Linked DNA regions of Homo sapiens: region 2 is linked to region 1. A link is an interaction called in ENCODE POLR2A ChIA-PET data of the cell type or tissue named here. Cell type or tissue: A673. All regions are shown on one strand. Each heading gives the region's core, and the rest is flanking DNA. Links, peaks and the distances in the headings are about the cores only. Region 1 overlaps SLC38A4 (solute carrier family 38 member 4). Region 2 overlaps LOC124902924 (a long non-coding RNA gene).

What was found. Peaks named below come from ENCODE experiments on the same cell type or tissue, not always from the same donor. Only the 100,000 strongest peaks of a DNase experiment are listed, where the experiment ranks them.
Region 2: POLR2A ChIA-PET joins it to region 1 with 9 read pairs; 2 of 35 experiments call an interaction of 5 or more read pairs at or near these places.

The regions. Positions count from the first base shown.
Region 1 is chr12:46,773,664-46,776,589 of GRCh38, reverse strand. SLC38A4 (solute carrier family 38 member 4) reads left to right here. Exons shown (of 17, transcript NM_018018.5): 14 at 1,417-1,541. Among named protein-coding and RNA genes, the nearest start is that of SLC38A4, 51 kb to the left of the region's middle. In A673, for the core only: no CTCF peak of the experiment used is centred there; no DNase peak of the experiment used is centred there.
Region 2 is chr12:46,947,436-46,950,361 of GRCh38, reverse strand. It overlaps LOC124902924 (a long non-coding RNA gene), which reads right to left. Exons shown (of 2, transcript XR_007063285.1): 2 at 1,134-2,684. Among named protein-coding and RNA genes, the nearest start is that of SLC38A4, 120 kb to the right of the region's middle. In A673, for the core only: no CTCF peak of the experiment used is centred there; a DNase peak (open chromatin) is centred at 1,171; H3K27ac peaks cover 2,500 bases.

The sequences.
Region 1 (2,926 bases), core at 220-2,719:
ATGAGAATGAATCCACTTGCATGTGATAAAGCTCCTTTGATGGAATTATTACCTGCCACACAAATAGCAGGGAAACTGCCAGGTCCTCAAGTTTGAATTTGCCTCCTCTTTACCAGTCAAGTCAAATCTGGGAGCTTGGGACTTTAGGTAAAATTTCTGACATATCCCATTCTATTTTGTTATACTAAATGATTTCCTAAGAAAGAGGACATGACAGAATTTCCTTCAATCTAAGAATGCACCACCAAAAAAAAGTGACTATGGCCACATTAGATTATGCCTGCAACATTTCCTCTCTGGCATCTTAACAGTTCACAAAGGGAGTAGGATTGTACTCCTTCCATGAAGTGTGGCCACATAAACAGATTTCATGGAATCACATATTGACCTGGTAGCATATGTTTACATGAATCAGTGTATCAATATAAATATATTTTTGTATAAACCTCCTTTTAAAGTTTTTAACTTAATTTTTTTCTTACTGACTTGGTAAATTGAATTGCATGTATGACAAATTGTGGAGGAAAAGATTCAGGAGTAGGCCACCATTTGCTTAGGTTTTTTTTCTATTTGACTAATATTTGACTATTAACCAAACATGTGCTTTAGATTGGGCATTAACTTTTTGCCGGTTGTGAAATAATGAATGACGAGGTCAATACTACTGAAGGTATTTTCACTCCTTTTTGTCTGATCTTGAGGTGAAAATCCAACTACGCTTGATTCCATAGATATTTTCTTGTTATTTGTGCTTGGAGTCCTGAATGAAGGTGTTTTCAAGTAGGGCTGCATCTTCGTCTTAGAGTAGTACCCACTGGGAGACCATCTAAAAATTATACTAATTTATCCCTGCATGTTACTTATACTTATTTTAATGAGTTTCATAAGACAAGCAAAAACTTGAAAGAGCCCAAAAATATCTGTTTTAGTGTGGTGATGGAGTCATAGTTGTTGAGCTTGAAAAAATGGTAGCAATCATTCATCCTAGAGTTTACACACTGGGTTTGTAACCTGCATCAGGAGTGGCTGCGCAGGTAGGGACAGGGGAGGTGGTAGGCTGGGAGAGACAATATGTGGGGCTTGGGTCTCTCATCCCCTTCAACAAGAGCACCTTGGTCTCTGTCTGATTTGTAATTGCTTCTGTACAGCGGAGATAGATTTATCACAATGTAAATGAGCTTGAGAGGCTCTTTATTTTGTATTATACCTTCTGCAACGTTATCAGCTTCAGGACCTCTTTGTTCATTTGAATGAAGGTTGCATAGCTAATGAGCTCAGAGGCAAGACCAGAGGTGCCTGGATTCCCAGGCCTAGGTCTTTTCCTCTGTTCTGTGTTCTCTCTATAAAATGTTGCCATAAGTGACCTGTGCTGATTTGACAACACCAAGCGGTTTCATTCTCTTTTTCCTGTTGTAGGAGAAGTTGAAGATGAATTACTTCATGCCTACAGCAAAGTGTATACATTAGACATCCCTCTTCTCATGGTTCGCCTGGCAGTCCTTGTGGCAGTAACACTAACTGTGCCCATTGTCCTCTTCCCAGTAAGTACATAAGACTTTGATGAAAGAAACCTACTTGACCCCATAAATTAGTACATGTGTTCTACCTTCATTTTGATTTAATTATAGGGTGAGTTTGCAATTGCAATGCCTGAGGATATTATTTTCCTATAGCATTTTGAGTCACTTAAAATTGGCCATTTAATGTGTAGATAGAGCAAGTAGTTTCAGGTGGTATTTTTATAGTGTAGGAAAAAAATCATAAAACTTATTTTTAAACTCAAAGTTGAAAAGTGGAGCTGGAGCTTCTGTCTTGTGGATTAGTAAAACTGAGTAGGAGTTCATATAACTTTGGAACCTTGAAAGCCAAAACCATATTAACTTTCAAATCTTATTAAATTTCATCACAGTTTTGAAGGCATTTCATTTTTTTTCCAGTTTGTTGTGCTGCAATAATATACAAAAGTTGCCTTTTTTAACCTGATGCCTTGAAGGCTAATGAAAAGGGGATTCATGTTAAGTAAATTATATACCAGAAAAAAATTTTTCAAAAAACAGTTATGCTATCTATCACATATCTCTCTCACACATGGCCTCTGCCAGACTCACACCAGGTCACCCCTCCCTGGCATTTGTCATTGGTGTCAGTTTGTTCTGAGATCCCAGAGCAGAGCTGGTAGTGAAGATTTGGGCTGTGTGAGTTAAAACCACCACCTAAGGATAAACACAGGTCTTCACCCTCCTGCCAGCTCCTGTTTCATAAACACTGAATTTACTCATTCATTTGAGGGGGAAAAAAATAAGTGACACAGTAACCAGCACTGTCCTGGACATAATGTTCCATACAGGGCTTGCATATGAAGACTATTTCTATAATGACACTGTGGTCACTTTAAATGCAGCTTGTGTGCTGAAATATATTTTGGCACATTCCTTTTTCATGAGTGCATGAAATCAGATCCGTACTACTATGGTGGCTAATATTTTACTCTTAAATCATGTCTTGCCTCTAATATATCTGAAAGTATTTCAGATGACATACACATAGCTTTAGCCTAAAATCAGCTCCGTCTTGGGTACAAGACAGAAGACAACTATAAACAGAAGGTATACGATAGGGTAAAATTGCCAGGCAAACAACTTCACTGAGAAAAGGATATCTGGAGCCCTTCTTTTTATGTGTAAAAAAATCACTCACTAAATTTTGGCACAGTGTAAGCATTCACATCATTGTAGAATCAAAGCATAAGAAATCTGTGATGTGCTTCTGTATTGCTTTATTCATATTCATATAGTGTTTTCAAGCCATGGTTTTAAGGGATTGCCAGAATTGGCCATCGTCACACAGACAGCTGGTAACAGTTCAACTAGTGCAGCTCATAGCCCAACACTGAGGGCTGCAATTATTGTCATGGGAAGTAAAAGTC
Region 2 (2,926 bases), core at 116-2,615, 170 kb before region 1:
TGCACCAGTCCAGGCATTTTTGTGCCAGTTCCCATATGTTCATGTAGCCCCAAGGCAGATTTGCTGATATGCAGTGGGTTGAAAAAGAATACTTCTACGAGCGCAACATTGCATACCAAGGAGATTATCTTTTAGAAAGACTTAAAAGTCCAACAGATATGCCACAAAAGGTTAGATGACATTGATGGTTAGCAACTAGGAGTGGTAAGCACAGATATTAATGGACAGTACACAATCATTCATCTTGACTCTAGATTATACACCGAACTAAAAAATAAAAATGGATTGCTTTAATAATCCCTTTCTTTCTCATCTTCTCATTTAATGGGTTGGAGATGCTAAACCTTCTGTACTAACCCAATAATAGTTGGTAGAAATAATGGATATTTAAACTATGTTATCTGGCTCTGGGAAAGCCACTCCTAGAAAATGGGAAGAGGGGCTGGATGCGGTGGTTCATGCCTGTAATCCCAGCACTTTGGGAGGCTGAGGTGGGCAGATCACAAGGTCAGGAGTTCGACACCAGCCTGGCCAATATGGTGAAACCCTGTCTCTACTAAAAATACAAAAAAATTAGCTGGGCGTGGTGGTGCATGCTTGTAATCCCAGCTACTTGGGAGGCTGAGGCAGGAGAATTGCTTGAACCTGGGAGGCGGAGGTTGCAGTGAGCCAAGATTGTGCCACTGCACTCCAGCATGGGCCACAGAGTGAAATTCCATCTCAAAAAAAAAGAGGAAAAATGGGAAGAGGTTTATTTACTTCTAAATTTGACCAAAGAAATACCATTAATTAATTAATGGCTTAAAAGTGGTATAGAAACATGAACTCAGAAGACCTATCAATGCTTATTTCTCATTAAGATGCATTTCAGAATGCATCCTATTGTTCTTTGGGTGCTAATGAATCCATATTTAAAACATGCACACAAAAGCATCTCTCATGCTTCTGAGACAATTGCTGTAAAAATGCACCAGTTGATGGTTTGCTTAAATGGAGCAAATTGTCACCAAGTTGCACAGCCTTATTATCTGTACTGTCACTGCAGAAAATCTCACTGTGTATGTGACCTGAATGCTTATTACCTAGTGGAAAATTCCATAAATGCAGAATAGCCTACAGCACTCAACATCTGCCTTTATTTTTTTTTTTTTTATAATCAAACACAAGGGATTGCCAGGGAATAGCTCCCAAAACCATGGGGCCTCTTTACAATCCTCTGTCATTTTTGTCTATCTATATTAATTCTTAAACTGCATCCATTCAAATTGCCATGCTTCAGCCCTGAGGAATGTAAATAAGGAGGCAATTATGAAGATGTGTTTTCCGGTGCCACACATTTAAATGATTAGCTGAAAGTCAAATGTTAATGTCACAAAATAGAGAAATAAAATATATTCAAGGTATTTTGCCCATAGTTAATAGGCTAAACTAGAGCAAGCAATCTAACATTGCAAGGAAATTTGAATGTGGAGACTCAGTGTTCTTTTATTAGCTAAATGTACAGAACAGTAGATATATTTCATTTGCTTTAGCCTCCAGGCAGGATTGGAGGGATTGTGGGGGTAAAGGTGAAGGAAGAAAATGTGTGGAGATGGATTGTATGACAAAATGTAAGTGTACAGTTAGGCAGGGATGTGAGATGAGAAGACAATTCAGAGCACAGTCCTCAACCTAAAGTTGCCAAGTGCTCACAGACAGCAAGGAAATTCTTTATTTTGTAGAAATAAGCTATGAGCTCTCTTGAGCCCCTTCCTTCTCTGGGTCCCACCCCCTCCTTTAAGTTAATTTGAACAAACATTAACTATAAAGTTTGTAATGTCTTGAATCACCCCAATTTTTATTTCTCATGCATTATGAAGCTATTCTCTTGAGTAATTTCATAGAGTCATAAAGTCCAATATGAGTTGAATTGTGTGTCCTCCCAAAAATATGTTGAAATCCTAACCTATAATACCTCAGAATGTGACCTTATGTGGGAATAGGGTCCTTGCAGATGTAATAAGTTAAGATGAGGTCATAGTGGAGTGGGGTAGACCCCTAATTCCATATGACTGGTGTTTCTATGAGAAGACAGCCATGTGAAGCCACAGAGATACACAAGCAGAAGGCCACGTGAAGCTGGAGGCAGAGACTGGAGTGATGCATCTACAAGCCAAGGAACACCAAGCATTGCCTATGTTCACCAGAAGCCAGGACACAGACATGAAACAGATTCTCCCCCAGAGCCCCCGAAAGGCACCCGCCCTGCTGACATCTTCCTTTCAGACTTGTAGCCTCCAAAACAGTGAGAATAAATTTCTTTTGCTTTAACTTATCTAGTTAGTGGTTGGTATGGCAGCCTTAGGAAACTAACATAATAATATTTTAAAGAAAACTTAACGTTTCTCCCTTTAGATGACAATTCCAGCCATAATCCAATAACAAAAGTGCTTGCTAGCATTTATTACTTACTGAAGACATGCCAGACACCATCCAGTTTTCCTCAGCAGAACCTACCAGATCACTGCCACAGAAACCAGGCCACCTTGCAACCCTCCTCCAGTATTCAGTGATTCTGCTCTTGCCCATAGATGGTCCACTCAGCAGTCACAGTTTTGAGTCTCTAGAATGCAGTTCTCCAAATTTCCAAAAATTCCCTCTGGGCTACATCCATGTAACTAATACATTGCTCCCTGGAGATAGGCCTAGGAGGAAGTCAAAAAGTCAACTCAACATCATCTGGAAAGCATGAACTCAGAACAAGGTGTGTTACTGGATGAACTAAATATTTTATGGCACCAGATATATCCATTGCAAAAACAAGGATAGTGTTTGGGCTGGTACATTGCTGTCACCTCCTCTGTCACAGAAGCATGAACTGAGCAGGTTCAGCTTTGCTTGGCACCTTTTTTCACAGCTCCCAGAGCCGACCAATCTCTTTCTGAGA